Regions from separate parts of the Homo sapiens genome. Here region 1 is linked to region 2. A link is an interaction called in ENCODE POLR2A ChIA-PET data of the cell type or tissue named here. Cell type or tissue: HepG2. All regions are shown on one strand. Links, peaks and the distances in the headings refer to the core of each region. The heading gives the core; the rest is flanking DNA.

The links. Peaks named below come from ENCODE experiments on the same cell type or tissue, not always from the same donor. Only the 100,000 strongest peaks of a DNase experiment are listed, where the experiment ranks them.
Region 1: POLR2A ChIA-PET joins it to region 2 with 11 read pairs; 2 of 35 experiments call an interaction of 5 or more read pairs at or near these places.

The regions. Positions count from the first base shown.
Region 1 is chr5:38,144,833-38,152,481 of GRCh38, reverse strand. All of the region lies in intron 2 of LINC02107 (long intergenic non-protein coding RNA 2107), which reads right to left. It overlaps LINC02119 (long intergenic non-protein coding RNA 2119), which reads right to left and starts at 4,002. Exons shown (of 2, transcript NR_134272.1): 1 at 3,881-4,002; 2 at 1-1,217. RefSeq lists a silencer at 4,121-4,415. In HepG2, for the core only: no CTCF peak of the experiment used is centred there; DNase peaks (open chromatin) are centred at 3,171, 4,161 and 5,251; H3K4me3 peaks cover 876 bases.
Region 2 is chr5:38,811,389-38,819,037 of GRCh38, reverse strand. All of the region lies in intron 1 of OSMR-DT (OSMR divergent transcript), which reads left to right. Among named protein-coding and RNA genes, the nearest start is that of OSMR-DT, 31 kb to the left of the region's middle. In HepG2, for the core only: no CTCF peak of the experiment used is centred there; no DNase peak of the experiment used is centred there.

The DNA.
Region 1 (7,649 bases), core at 1,434-6,433, 670 kb after region 2:
AGGGGACAAAGGAGGTAAAATAATGATGATGAGTTTTATGTGAATCATCAGATTTGGTCCATATGTCACAGTAGTTCCCTTCCTCTTCCCAGAAATGCTGTTGGTATTAATTTGGACATTATAAAGCAGCTGAGCTTTGGAAAGTCTGTACATCATAAGAATCAGCAAATGCACAATACAGTAATCATCACATGAGTGCAGCCTATCACAGAGTAGCACTCCTGAAAAAATCAAACAGAGGGAGGGAGAGAGTCAGGCTGGTGGGTTCATCCCTTGGACATCCTTCTTGATGGGCAATCAGCTAGTTTTAAAAATCTGGGCTCCACCAACTGGCATCGGTTGGTCAGGAGTGATTTCTTCCAATGCTGCTTCCATGATGCAAGCAAACAGACACCACTTTTGTTCCACTGTATCCCCACGCCCTGAAACTCACAAATGCCTTCTTGATGGGCTGGCTCCTGGAACTGTATAGCCCCCACAGCTGATTTCCTTTCTGGCAAGATGCCTCCTGGTAAACATCACTGGGTAAGCAAGAGGATATGTGGGTCCAGAGCACTGATATAGGGCTGTGATTCAGATTATGCCTTTGGTCATTGGTCATCATTGTCTTCAAACTGCATATTATGAACACCAATTGTATTGGGGACTGTTAGGTATGGAGGGGAAGGCTTGTTATTTTCTATTCAGGGAACAGTTATTAGAGTTTACCGTCTTCAGACTTCTATTGCTATATCTTGGGAATGAAAGGAAGAAAGGATGTGGACTGGAATCTTCTGTGCCTGGAAAATAATAAGAAACTTGATTGTGGCTCAGCTGTATCGTCACCCCTGCTCTCTTGGCTGTTGTTTACAGAACTCAAATTGGAAGATAAGCATATTCCTTATCTTAGGGCAGTTTTCTCAGATGCAGATTCTGAAATGAAGGAGAGAAGTAGAGGAAGATGGATGATGGGCAGGGAAGGGGAAAAAGCCAAGCAGGGGACCGTGGTTTATGAGAAATTTCAGAAAGGGGATGTAGGCCTGATCCTGCAGGAAAACTCCAGAGTGCGAATCATGTCTCCGAGTTTTTCCCAAACGAGGCAATGGATCCGAGCTTTCCCTCTCCTTTGCCAGTCATTGGCTAATGGCTGTGCAGGGAGGATGCAACCCCTTAGGCACTTCTGGTTTTCAGGCTTGCAGACAATGGGGCAGTCCTCTGAGAGAGTCACAAGGGTGAACCTAGAAACAAAATCACAGAGAAGCTAGGGGAAAGGCACACCAACATGGCACAATGGATCTGAGGGGACGTGAGAAGAGCAGAGAAGTGGCCACTACACTACTGGTCAGAGATGCCCATCCTTTAGCCAAAGGTTGTTCTATATAGCTGTCAATGCCTGTCACAGGAGCCTTTCAGATTATGGTTTTGTGAGAGTCAACGCTAAAACCTAAATACAATAGGATTAGTACATACGTAGTGCAAATTATAGTCTATACTTGAAAACCGATGGCCAAAATACTTTAAGGAATCTTGAAAACCATTAGAATTATTGGCATTTGATTTTGTCATTTTCTCTGCATCCCTGACCCACCAAAGTAGTCTCCTTCACTTGTTTTAGCTTGGCCAATCCTTTATATGCATAAATACATCCTCCTCCAGAAAGGCCTCCCTAATGCAGTGAGATGGCAGCACTATTACCTGCACTTCTACCATTTAATGGACACTCATGTTATTCATTTTTATGTAAATATTAATTTTCCAAACTGACTGCATGATCCTTGAAGACAGGGATTTTGCCTCATCCTTCTTCTTATCCCTACTCCTCCAGCATCCAACAGGGTGCCCTACAGTCCATCATGGCATGTGAATGAACACTTAATGATTGACAAGCAGTCAAAGTGAATGTCCAACTAGTGCTACGTGATCATTTTCATTTCTTATACTGCTTATGAAAACTGTTGATAAGATACTAATCAAAAACATATTTCATTGAAAAGAGACCATTTGCAATATATGTTACCCTTCCTGTTGAATTTCGGGGACCTTGATGTTACTCAAATTTAGACAAGAATGACCAACTCATTTCAAGATAGCTATAGATATGGATATGGATATAGATATATACACATATACACATGCACCAGAAAGGCAAGAGGTGGTGCATTAGAACAAACACGGGACTGGAATTTGGGAGATGCCAATCTCATATCAGCACTGCTCCCATCTCCTTATGAGGCCTTCCTTAGCCATTTCATACCTTTGCACTTCAGCTGAAGGAAATATACTACATGATCTCTAAAGTCTCTTCAACCCCAAAAGTTCTACTAGTTGTGTTTTCTTTATTTATGAAGGAGTGGAATCCAAGAAGACAAATATAACCCTTGCTTCAACTCTTGCTTCCTCACTGTGCTCAATAAATATGTATTCACAATGATGTTATGCCACATGTCTAATCTTGAAGTTGACTTATGGTCCACCCAGAGGGAGGAAATATGTGAAAGGATTATTAAGGGATAAGAGAAGGAGCTAACAACAGAAGACATTGTGGAAAGTTATCTATTCATTCATCAAGCATGTGTTTAGGACCTACTACATGAGAAATTGGGTTAGATCCAGGAGATCTGAAGGAGGCACAGTCCTTGCTTTTATGGAACTCCTAGATTGATACTTAGAACATTTCATTCAATTGGGAGAAAATAGTGGAGGTGATTTTGCTTTTCATTGAGGTAAACCCTACCAAAAACATTTCATTATTATTAGCTCTTCTTCCATTCATATTTTGTGCATCTGACTTTCTTTCTTTCTTTCTTTTTTGAGATGGAGTCTCGCTTCTTCGCCCAGGCTGGAATGCTATGGCCCAATCTCGGCTCACTGCAACCTCCCCCTCCCAGGTTCAAGCAATTCTCCTGCCTCAGTCTCCCAAGTAGCTGGGATTACAGGCATGTGCCAGCACTCCTGGCTAATTTTTGTATTTTTAGTAGAGACGGGGTTTCACCATGTTGGCCAGACTGGTCTCAAACTCCTGACCTCAAGTGATCTGCCTGCCTCAGCCTCCCAAAGAGCTGAGATTACAGGTGCGAGCCACCGCACCCAGCTGACTTTCCTTCTTTCTAATATTCTAAAGAGTACTGGACTCTGATCCAGCATCCCCGGTTTCTAGTTTCAGTTCAGCTGCAAACTGTGTGATCTTAGGCAACAAGGCCAACCCCCAATGCTTAGTTACCACATCTCTTCAAAGAGTACCGAACACTTGTTCCTCATGCCTCAAGCAATTTTTATCAGGACGTAAAGGTATTCAGGACAACAAAAAAAGTGTATAAGAACTATATTATATAAGATGATTTTATTAACTAGTCAACAATGATGTCATTCACCCATCTGAAGTTGCCTCTTCTCCCTCAAAGGGAAAAATATGAATGTTTAAGTTTTTTTATACAGTAATTTATTTTGCAAGTTGCATTTTTCCTTTAGTATACTGGTTTATTTTCTGCATTTTGAAGAACAATTAATCTAGTTGCTCATCAAATTACTGTACAACTTTATATATTATATTATTTCATTTCCTTATTCCAACTCAGAAAGTATGGAGATCTATTTCTATGGAATGAGGAAGGAGGATATGCTAAGTTTATTTAATAAAGACTCATGAAAATTTATCCAAAAAAATTTCCCTTCTAGGTCACAAAAATATGATCTCCTGCAAATAGCTGAATCTAAAAGACCCATCAGATGATCAGAGAGTCACTGAAAATGCTTACTAAACCAACCCTTACTCTAGAAATCAGGAAAAGAAAGAAAACTTGAAGAAGCTCAGATTTGACAATTCTGACATTTGGAAAATCAAGTCAGCAAAGAAAGCTGCTGTCAAAGAATGTGAGCAAGGCCATTTACAATGTAACCATACCTACTCATTCAGCTCTGTATCCATTCACTCTCTCCTTCAACATTCATTGAGCATCAAGCATGTGAAAGTGCTGCACTTGGTACTGAGCAGAACACCAGGCTCTCACTGAATGCTCTCATCACTGGTGGAACGGTCTATTAGCAAAATCGCAGAGCAGTGGAAAATATTAAAGCAAGATAACACCGAATTGAACAAAGCCACCTTTGAAACGCAACCTTTTAATATCAGGTTGAACAGCTCTTCCTATTTGCCCATCTGCTAACCTTTAAAAGATTCCTCTCATTGCTGATACGGCCAGTTGCCCCAGCCTGCCTTCAATAGTGCACAAAGGGCATCTTTGTTTTCCTCCCAGTGAACTCAGAGGCCAACCCAGGGAACAGTGAAATATCCAGGATGGAAATGAGGTGTCTCCGTGACAGCGGACTCCTTCTTTTGCCCCCATTTATCGAGATCAACATGACTGAGTCACCAGTAGATGAAACCAATGATTGTTTTACTCGGACTTCCCCAGAGTCACCCCCTGAGTCAGTGGGTAAACTGGGGTAAGAACCCAGCCTTGTCCTATGAGGCTGAGCGGGTCTACTATATTTATCCAGGGTCTCATGATTCTTAGTGCTTTTGCTCTGCCCTCTAATTTGCACTGTGCCTGCTATAATATCTAAACGGGAAGTTGCCAGCTAGAATGGTCATTATCCGAGAAATCTATTTAAACATGTTTATAAGGTCAAATGAAGTGGGTGGTGGATAAGCTAGACAGAAAACAAAAGCTTTGGCTCAGCATAGCCAGTGAGGCTAAAGCTAAAGAGAGAAGTGTTTTCATGTTGAATTTGCACATGGTAGAAAAAGGCAGTCTAAGCATAATTATATATAAATGCAGGAATGAGCAGTCAAAATATTAAAACGACCAAATGATTTCTATTTAAGAAGCTGGACAATGGAATTGACTTATGGTAAGTCAAGGGACTGTCTGTTTGAGGCAGCATGCCGGTATAGCAGAGCCCAAGATCAAATTTTGGAAAAGCTCCTAGTGTATCCCAACCAGTGGGAAGAGCTGGGATGATCAAGAAAGATGCCCAGAATCAACCAAAAATGACCTGGGGGAGACTTCACAATGGAATAGTGAATACTATTGAACAAGAGGGAAATAAGGAGGTGAGAAAAACACCTAATATCTCTGGGAGCCCAAGCTGGGATTCTTGTATATTTAAGACTTTGAAGAACAGCTCTCTGTACCAAAGAAATCCACATCTTAGAGTTAGGAGTCAACCATTTCATTATGTGACTGACCTCCAGGCTCTGCCAAGCCATTCTTCAACATCAAAGAGGAGGGAAGAGGGGAAAAGAAACTATTGTCATACGTCACTTAATGGTAGGGATACATTCCTTCTGAAATGCATCATTTGGCGACTTTGTCCTTGTGTGAACATCATAGTGTACTTACACAAACCTAGATGGTATAGCCTACTATACACCTAGGATATAAGGTATAGCCTATTGCTCCTACCCTACAAACCTGTACAGCATGTTACTGTACTCAATATTGTAGGCAATTATAACACAATGGTAAGCATTTTTGAATCTAAACATAGAAAAGATACAGTAAAAATACAGTATAAAACATTAAAACGGGTACCCTTGTATAGGGCACTTACCGTGATTGGAGCTTGCAGGCCTGGAAGATGTTCTGGGTGAGTGAGTGAGTGAGTGGTGAGTGAATGTGAAGGCCTAGGACATTACTGTACACAACCGTAGACTTTATAAACACTGGACACTTAGGCTACACTAAATTTATTTAAAATTTTTTTCTTTCTTCAATAATAAATTACCCTTAGCTTACTGAAACTTTTTTACTTTATAAACTTTTTAATTTTTTTAACTTTTTGACTCTTTTGTAATAACGTTTAGCTTAAAACACGAATACATTGTACAGCTGTACAAAAATATTTTCTTTCTTTATATCTTTACTCTATAAGCTTTTTTCTATTAAATTCTTTTTTACTTTTTAAACTTTTTTGTTAAAAACTAAGACACAAATGCAAACATTAGCCTAGGCCTACACAGGGTCAGGATCATCAATATCACTGTCTTCCACTTCCACATCTTGTCCCACTGGAAGGTCTTCAGAGGCAGTTACACGCGTGAAGCTGTTGTCTCCTACGATAACAATGCCTTCTTCTGGAATACCTCCTAAAGGACCTTCCTGAGGCTGTTTTACAGTTTTTTTTTTAAATAAGTAAAAGGAGTACTCTAAAATAGTGATGAAAATTATGTATAAGTCAGTAACGTTGTTTATTATCATTTTTAAGTATTATGTACATGTACAATGCATAATAGTTGTGCTAGACTTTCTTTTTCTTTTTTTTTTTCTTTTTGAGACAGAGTTTTGCTCTGTCACCCAGGCTGGAGTGCAGTGGCACAGTTGTGGCTCATTGTAGCCTCAAACTTCTGAGCTCAAGTGATCCTCCCATGTTAGTCTCCTGAGTAGCTGGGATTACAGGCACATGCCACTGTTCCCTACTGGTTTTTTCATATGAGACCACCGTCCTACATGTGGACCATCACTGGGCAAAGCATCATTATGCAGTGTGTGACTGTATCTCCTTATTCCTGTTTCTGAGAAACAGGGATATGAGTCGGTGAGGCTTTCGGTGGCAAAGAGAAGTGTAGCATCTGAGAATGCTTCCCACACATTCTGCATGAGCTTGGATGCTAGTTTACAAAGATCAAGCAATTAAATAGATTCTATGCCACTGAAAGAAATCTGGTATGGCTACTGTTGGAAAATTTGATACACGTGTGCATAGAGTCATTAAATCATAGAGAATAGTTAGTGTTTCTTATTTTATTATGAATTAAATTAATTTAATGACCTCCTTTCCAAACAAAATTTACTTAGCAATGTTATTTCTTCCTGGAACTTGATTTGGTATGGTTTGGGCTAGAACTACATACTGTTTGCTCCTGTATCTCTTCTATTCTAGCACAAAAGTAAGCTCTTTTTGTTCCTTTCTTTCTGGCTCTACTATCCAGTGAAAAAGTCACTGACATAAGAAAGAAAAGGAGCAAAGAAAGAGTGGGGAGTACTGGGAAAGGAGTTAGGGAAAATGGGGGCAAGTAGAAAGAAGGAAGGAAGGGAGAGGTTACAGAATGGTCAGAGAGAGAGAGGCAGGGTGAAGATGGATGAAAGCAGCCGTGATATGTTGAAGCAATGGATCTTCCTAGAGTGCTTCTGATCAATACAGGAGCCACCAGCCACGTGTGGCTACTGAACACTTGAAATGTAGCTGGTCTAAATTACAGTGTGCTGTGAGTACAACATACACAGCAGATTTTGAAGATTTTGTACCCAAAACATTTACAAAGTATCTCCTTAACATTTTATATTGATTACATGTTAAAATAATATTTTGGCTATATAGGGTTAAATAACTACATTATTAAAATTTATTTCACCCATATCTTTTTAGGTTCTTAATAGGGCTACTAGAAGAATGAAGATGAGCCATGTGGCTCACGTTATCTTTCTGTTACACAGATGCTTTTCTTGATCTTATGAGAAATGATAGGATTGCATCCCCTTCTTTCCATCATGCCTACCACACACAACTCCAGAGGTCTCAGCCCAAAAGTCAACTTCTAACATAATCATAAGCACTTCAATAGCAATGGCAATACCTGGCATCTCTTTTCTGAGGCCGGCAGCATATATAGCAGCTTCTAGTCCTCAGGATCTAGGGGGACATGTAGGGACGTCAGGAAGCACAGTGCT
Region 2 (7,649 bases), core at 953-5,952:
CTCTGTCACCCAGGCTGAAGTGCAGTGGCATGATCTCAGCTCACTGCATCCTCCGCCTCCTGAGCTCAGATGATCTTCCCACCTCAGCCTCCCGAGTAGCTGGGATTACAGGCATGTGCCACCATGCCTGTCTAATTTTTGTGTTTTTAGTAAAGACAGGGTTTCACCATGTTGGCCAAGCTGAGAACATGCGGTCTTTGGTTTTTGGTTCTTGCACTGGTTTGCTAAGAATAATGGTCTCCAGCTCCATCCATGTTCCTACAGAGAACGTGATATCATTCTTTTTTATAGCTGCATGGTATTCCATAACATGAAAACTTTTACTGTGGCACATCTTTAGACTTTTGTACTTTTTATAGGATTACTTCTGTATTTTAGGAGGAGATTTGGAATTCCTCATTAGTATCTACATAATAAAGTATAGTTTTTCTGGGAATAAAACTATTTGAAACTAGACATCTAAAATTAAATCATGAAGTAAAAGTGAACTCAGCTTTAAAAAATAATTGAAAAGTTAAGTTGCCTTTAAAAAGTAATTCCTCATATTACCTAAATTGATACTTAGCTATATTGTGTGAAGATATTTCTAGACCAAGGACATCTTTAACCTGTGAATTAAAGTCTCTATTCATGGCTTTTTTTTTTTTCTTTAACTATGGAGACCTTAGGAGCTAGAGAGATACAATAAAAGGAAGAAGAGTTTTTTTTTTTAATGACATCTGCTTAAAGGAGGAGAAGTCATTAGATCTATTATCTTCCTACATCAACCAACTATAAAGGTAAAATAAACTATTTTTCAGATAAACAAGATCTCAAAAAATTTACTTACCATGCACCCTTTCCAAGGAAAGTACTGATAGATGGGCTCCACCAGAACAAGGAAGTAAACCAAGAAAGAGTGAAACAAGAGATTCAATGCAAGAAAGATGTAAAGGAAGTCTCTAAATTAATGGGAAAGGAGATTCCAAGAAAACAGTAGGCAATCCTAGGTATCGATCATCCAATTAATGTGGTCCAGAAGGTTCTAGAAGAGACATCTTCCAAAAAGTAAAAGTGATAGTGTACTTAATTTGTTTGAATGTATAAAGAGGAGATTTACAGGGGGAGTGTTTGGAAATTAGTGATAAATACATAGAAAACTAAGCAAATGGAAAAACAAGTCAGACATTCACTTTAGGGAAAGAAAATGTAAGGGGAAAAGCAATCATATTCTATTATATTACTGAGCTTTCTTTGTCACTTATGTATTGTCATAATAACATGTTTACTGGGCACTGATTCTAAGTTTACTGGGATGGTGGGTAGATGGGAATTGTTCTCTCTCTCTCTCTCAATCCCTGTATGTGTGTATGTGTAAGAGAGCAATATGTTCAGTTTCCATAGAGGTAAGTTGATGGTAATGCTAAAACAGAAAAATTTTTAAAAAGTAGCAATATAAACATTTTTTCCAGGGATACGCAAATAATATATCAGAGGAGCTGAAACTAATTGCCTCTGGAAAACTGGTAATGAGAGCAAAAAGAAAGGCTGCTCTTTCTCATAAAATCTATAGAGTTATTTGACTCTTGTCATAGGCCGATTCTCTGGAAAGTAGATTCTGAGATGGATCCAAGAGTTTTATTGGGGAGTATTCTTGGCATCAAGGAAGAGACTGGAATGAAGAACAAGGGAGCCTGTTCTTTATAGGTCAGCTCCTTTGGGGAGGTGGCAGGGTGGACGGTGGATCTAAGAGCAAATAGCATATTCATCACATGGAATGTGTTTGTGCTCATGTCATAGAAGTTGGAGAACAGAACCTTCAGCTCTTTTAACTTGGTTTCTTAAAAAATAACATGTTATTGTCATACACATGTCTTAATTCAGTGGTTGTTCTACACTCAAGATGCCTTCCATAGAAACCTGCCTTCCAAAAAAAGGAGGTATGTGGGTAACACAAAAAAGATCTGGGTATTCTTGCATGTCAGAGTTTGGGAAGCACTCTGTTAAATCCATTGTCACTCAGATTTATTTGTCCATAGACCCATTTTCAAATCACATGATGCTATCCTAAGGAATACACTAATAAACTCATTTAATTATTGTTGAGCTTTCTTCAAGAATGCAATCCCCAATGTTGTCATTGTTCTTAGAAGGAAACATAACTGTCTTTAGGAGGAAGATTCCAAGAATTGGTTGGTTGTGGTGAAAACAGAGTCTGCCTATACATGCCTGGGTGAGCATTGAAAAATGGAAACAAAACAAACAAAACACACCTCAGGCAAAAGAGGAGAACCAGGGGAAAGAATAAAAATAGGGGTGAGGAGTGGAGCTGTTTTGAACCAGGTTTGAAAAATGCAGTAAGCATCAAGGGGAGTCATAAGAGCACAAATGGGAAGCCATTTTTTTTGCTTGTTTTTAAATAAAAGTTTAGAGGAGGGGAAGGCTTTCTCCCCAGGAGGCTGGGTGGAGGAAAAGGATCTGATTAAGGAAGAGGTGGGTTGGATTCCAGGAAAGGCAGGCAACTACACTGAGGTTCAGGTGAATGAGATCATTTAGTTTCAACCTAAACTGGCTGTGTCTGGAGCAGCCAGACGTCAGGAGCCTGGGATCTGCCAGGGAATCTGCAAAAACAGGAGCAAACCAGCCTGGGGGGAAAGGAATGGAAAGTGCAGGGCATGACTTAAGTGTTAGGTTTGATCAGTCAAGATCAGTGACTCTCAGTGTGTCTGTGATTGTGTCTGTGATTTTTCCACCTGTGTTTAATCTGTTGTGTAAAACTTCCCCAGGCTGGGCTAGCTTTATTCTCTGAAACGGAGACTGTAATAAATGTCTTCCCCATTGCAGAGGTCTGAGATAAAGAACAGTAAATTAAATTTATTAAGGAGGTAGGAGATACCAATGAAAAGATTGGAGATTAAGGAAATAGAAAACAGATATACTGTAGAAAGTATCAATATAGTAAAAATTTGATACTTTGAAAATATGAAAAAAAAACCTGACAAACTCCTGGCTGGGGGGAGGTTTGGGAAAACAGAGTGGTCTTTTGATTCTAAGATGACCCTCTAGAGAATAAAAAAAAAAATGTGTGCACATCTTTATCTTTGGTCTTATAAGAGTGGGTGAAGGAAGTGAACTGGGTGAACATGAAATTACTTGTAATTGAGTAAGCCTGGGAAAATTTCACTAAGAGAGCTAATGGTGGATGTGAGGATAATCTTTACAGGTTCTAAGCATTTTTCTCTTCTGAAACTGTGTGTGTGTATGTGTGTGTGTGTGTGTGTGTGTGTGTGTGTGTGTGGTCAGAGGAGGGGAGGGGGGGCAGGTGGTTGTTTAAAATATTAAATAGGTACAGCTGGGTGTGGTGGCTCACGCCTGTAATCCTAGCACTTGGGAGGCCGAGGCAGGCAGATCACCTGAGGTCAGGAGTTCAAGACCATCCTGGCTAACATGGTGAAACCCTGTCTCTACTAAAAATACAAAAAATTAGCCAGGCATGATGGCACACGCCTGTTGTCCCAGCTACTCTGGAGGCTGAGGCAGGAGAATGGTGTGAACCCAGGAGGTGGAGCTTGCAGTGAGCCAAGATCGTGCCACTGTACTCCAGCCTGGGTGACAGAGTGAGACTGTCTCAAAAAAAAGAAAAAAATTAAATAGATACTAAAAAACATTAAAATATATATGTAGGGTAACAAAATTATTGTGATAAAAGCCAATAAGTGGTTGCCAGGGCTTAGGGCTGGGAGGAGGGTAGGACTCTCAAGAGGAAGGAAATTGTTTCTTAGTGTTAATGGATCAGCTCTGTATTCTGATTGTGATGGCAATTACAGGAATCTATACATGCAATAAAATGTCAAAGAGCTACATACACACTCTCAAAAATTGTATATGTAAAAACTAGTGAAATCTGAATAAAGCCTGCCATTTAGTTCAATGTCAGTTTCCTGGTGTTGTGAATTGAACTTGTCTTATGCAAGATTATATCATTGGAGGAAGCTGGATGAAGGGCTCATAGGAACTCATTGAACTCAAATTTCTATTTGAAATTTCTATATGAGTATGAAATTATTTCAAAATAAAGAGCTTAAAACACTTGCGGGGGGGGGGGTGTTAAATAATAAGAGTACGACAGGTGTTCATTACCAACCACCCACTTGAAGAGTGCATTACCATTACTTTAGAAAGCTTTAAAGCACTCTTTCCCAACCTCTTCCCTCTCCCTCTCCCATCAGAGACAACTACTAACTAGATTTTTGTATTCATTATCTCTTTGCTTTTCTCTATAGTTTTAACTTCATGTATTTATATCCTCCTAAATGTATTTAGTTTTGTGTGTTTTGAATGCTATGTAAATTGAGTCATTCTGCATATATTCTTCCACCAGTTGCTTTTTAACTTAACATTTCCTTTCTAAATCTCATCTGTGTAGCTTTTTTTTTGAGATGGAGTCTCGCTCTGTTGCCCAGGCTAGAGTGCAGCAGCACAATCTCAGCTCACTGCAACCTCTGCCTCCCGAGTTCAAGCAATTCTCCCTGCCTCAGCCTCCCAAGTAGCTGGGATTACAGGTGCCCACCAGCATTCCTGGCTAATTTTTGTATTTTTAGTAGAGAGGGGGTTTCACCATGTTGGTCAGGCTGGTCTTGAACTCCTGACCTCAGGTGATCTGTTCGCCTTGGCCTCCCAAAGTGCTGGGATTACAGGCATGGGCCACCACACCCAGCCATCTGTAGCTTTTTTATTTCTTCATTGATGTATTCATTGTGAATACACCACAATTTATTCCATTGTTAATCAACATTTGGTCTGTTTTCAGTTTTTTTTTTTCTCCAATTACAAACAGTGCTGGTATAAACATTCTTTTCCATGCCTCCTAGTAAACAGTGCAAGAATTCCTCTAGGGAATATACCTAGGGGTGAAATTTCTGGGTCAGAGAGTTCAGCTACTTTTTGTATTTACTAAATGATGCCAACTTATTTTCCAAAGTGGTGTAACTACTGCTGCACATTCTCAGTCACATCGGGTATTGTCAGGATTCTTACTTCTTGTGTGTGTGGTAAATATAAAATGGCATCTGATCACTGCTGTTCTAATTTCTCCCCAATTTCTAGTAAGATTGAGCATTTTCCATGTATTTGTTGCCATTTCTTTCTCTTCTGTGAAACACACATGTAACATTTCTGCTCATTCATCAGTTGGATTGTTCATTTTTTTCTTACAGGTTTATAGAGTTCTTTGTATATTCTGGGGCTTAATTCTCTATGTTATGAGTACCTTCTCCCAGTTTCTGACACTTATTTTTTTACTTTCATTACAGTGTCTTTTATTTTTATTTTTTATTTTTTGAGATAGGCTCTCACTCTTGCCCAGGCTGGAGTGCAGTAGCACGATTATGGCTCACTGCAGCCTTGACCTACCAGGCTCAAGCGATCCTCACACCTCAGCCTCCCAAGCAGCTGGGACTACAGGTGTGTACTACCATGCCCAGCTGATTTTTAATTTTTTGTAGAGACGGCATCCTACTGTTTCCCAGGTTGGTCATTACAGTGCATTTTAAGGAACGTAAATTCTTAATTTTAATGTGGTTGATCTCATTTTAAGAATCATTCTATTTATAATATACATATTTAGAAAGTCTTTATAAACTAGGAAGCTATAAAATTATCAATGTATATTAATTTTTGATAAGTTTTGTAATTTTGCTTTTCAAATTTAAGTCTTTAGTACACCAGAAATTGGCTTTTTGTGTGATATAAGAGGTCCAATTTTATTTTTTTAACACATGAGTAATATGTTTTCCCCATAACCACATATTGAAATAATTAATATTTCCTCCAAGTGTCTGCAATGCCAGCTCTAGGAAAAAAAAATTTCTATGCATGTGTGTTATGTTTCTGGATTCTATATTCTGTTGCCCTGGTCCATCTATATGATTTATCCCAATACCACACTATCTTAATTGCTATAGCCCTAGAACAATTGTAATATCTGGAGGACAAGATCTCCTGTAGGGTTCTTCTTTTTGAGTGTCATGTCTTTTCTTGGTCCTTGGCTCTTTCATATTCATTTTGGGATTAGTTGCCAGGGTTCCTGAGAAGCTCATGGAAATTTCTATTAGGATTATATTAAATACATAAAGTCATGTGCCTCCAAGTGTATGTGCTTATATACCTGATAACATTTTGCAGCCAAGTAGATCATATGTAGAACATTATAATTCATCAGATCATTGTGGCATATCAGAGGCAGGGGGTTGGTTTGGCATGGAGTTGCATGAAGTTGGTGCTTCTTTCCCAGCTCCAGTACATCAAAATTTAACAACAATATGGAAAGAGAGTTTATGCTCAAATTGCCATGAACAGAGTTTTCACCTACAAAGGGTTGTTCCAAAATCAGAAGATGTCAGGAATTGCTATTACTATTACATGAGTACAGTGAATTGCTGTTGCAATTCCAGTGAAGTTTGTATTTCTGGTGTGCTTTGTACAAAACATTGCAATCAGACCTGAAAGCAAATGCTATAGAATACAGCAGTCAAAAAAGTCTTTGGTCTTTAGTATGGCTATCCATGTCTTCTTATCCATAAAGAATTTGTAATAATTTTTCAGAACAAAGACTCTTGATCCAATTCAGATGAGAATGTGTGATTATACAAATATGGGTGCAGGATGAACATAAAAAATAGGAAGAATGTAGACTACTCTGCTCTCAGATCAAATTAATATTCCTTTTTTTGCAGTTTAATTAGGCATAAATAAAAAGCCACGTGAAGCCTGGAGATACTGGACATAGCAGATTTGTCAAGCCATTTTTCCCACCACCAGTGCCTGAGCACGACCTCATTTGTCTTGGTCAATGAAGCTCAAGGAAGCATTGCACTTTGGCTTCCGCTTTAAGTTTTGTATGTTGATATGTATCCCATGTCTTCTAACAATAAAGTGCTATTTCACTGACATTAATCACTGTCAAAGGCTTTCTGGTAAATTCTTTAGGCACTCGCCTTGCGGGAAAAGGCATCGGTTTGCCATACCCTAAGAAATGGGCTGTTCATAATGTTGTGTTGTAACTTGATTCTTGTGAGGCATTGGTTGAATAGAATAATAGACCAGAGTCAATGACGATACACAGTGGCTAGCCCTTCAAAGATGGCTCCAAAAATTAATTCTTGTTTTTATTTGCCTACAGTGTCAGTTCAATTGACTAATAATATGACTCTTGGTCATATTAATATGATTAAGAAAAGGTACCACTTTTCAAATAGTCTAGGTGTTTAGTCTAGGTGTTTAATCTAAAATTACATAAGAGTTTCTTGCTGTTTGGGGGTATAGGGTAGCCAGGCAGGATCCTTGCACTTAAGAAACTTAAAATGTAATACATGAAAAAGCAAGTGAACAAAAAAAACCTTGATTATCAATTGGTCAACTGCATTAATTGAGCATCCATTTGAGATAGAGCAGTGGTCTTCAAACTTTTTTGAATGCTTTTCTCCTAAAAGAATTTTTTTTATTATTATTATACTTTAAGCTCTAGGGTACATGTGCACCACATGCAGGTTTGTTACATGTGTATACATGTGCCATGTTGGTGTGCTGCACCTCCTAAAAGAATTTTTAAAAGCTGGACACCTGCTCCTATTTCTGCTGCCAATGTGAAGGTATCAAAAAGAAATTGCCAT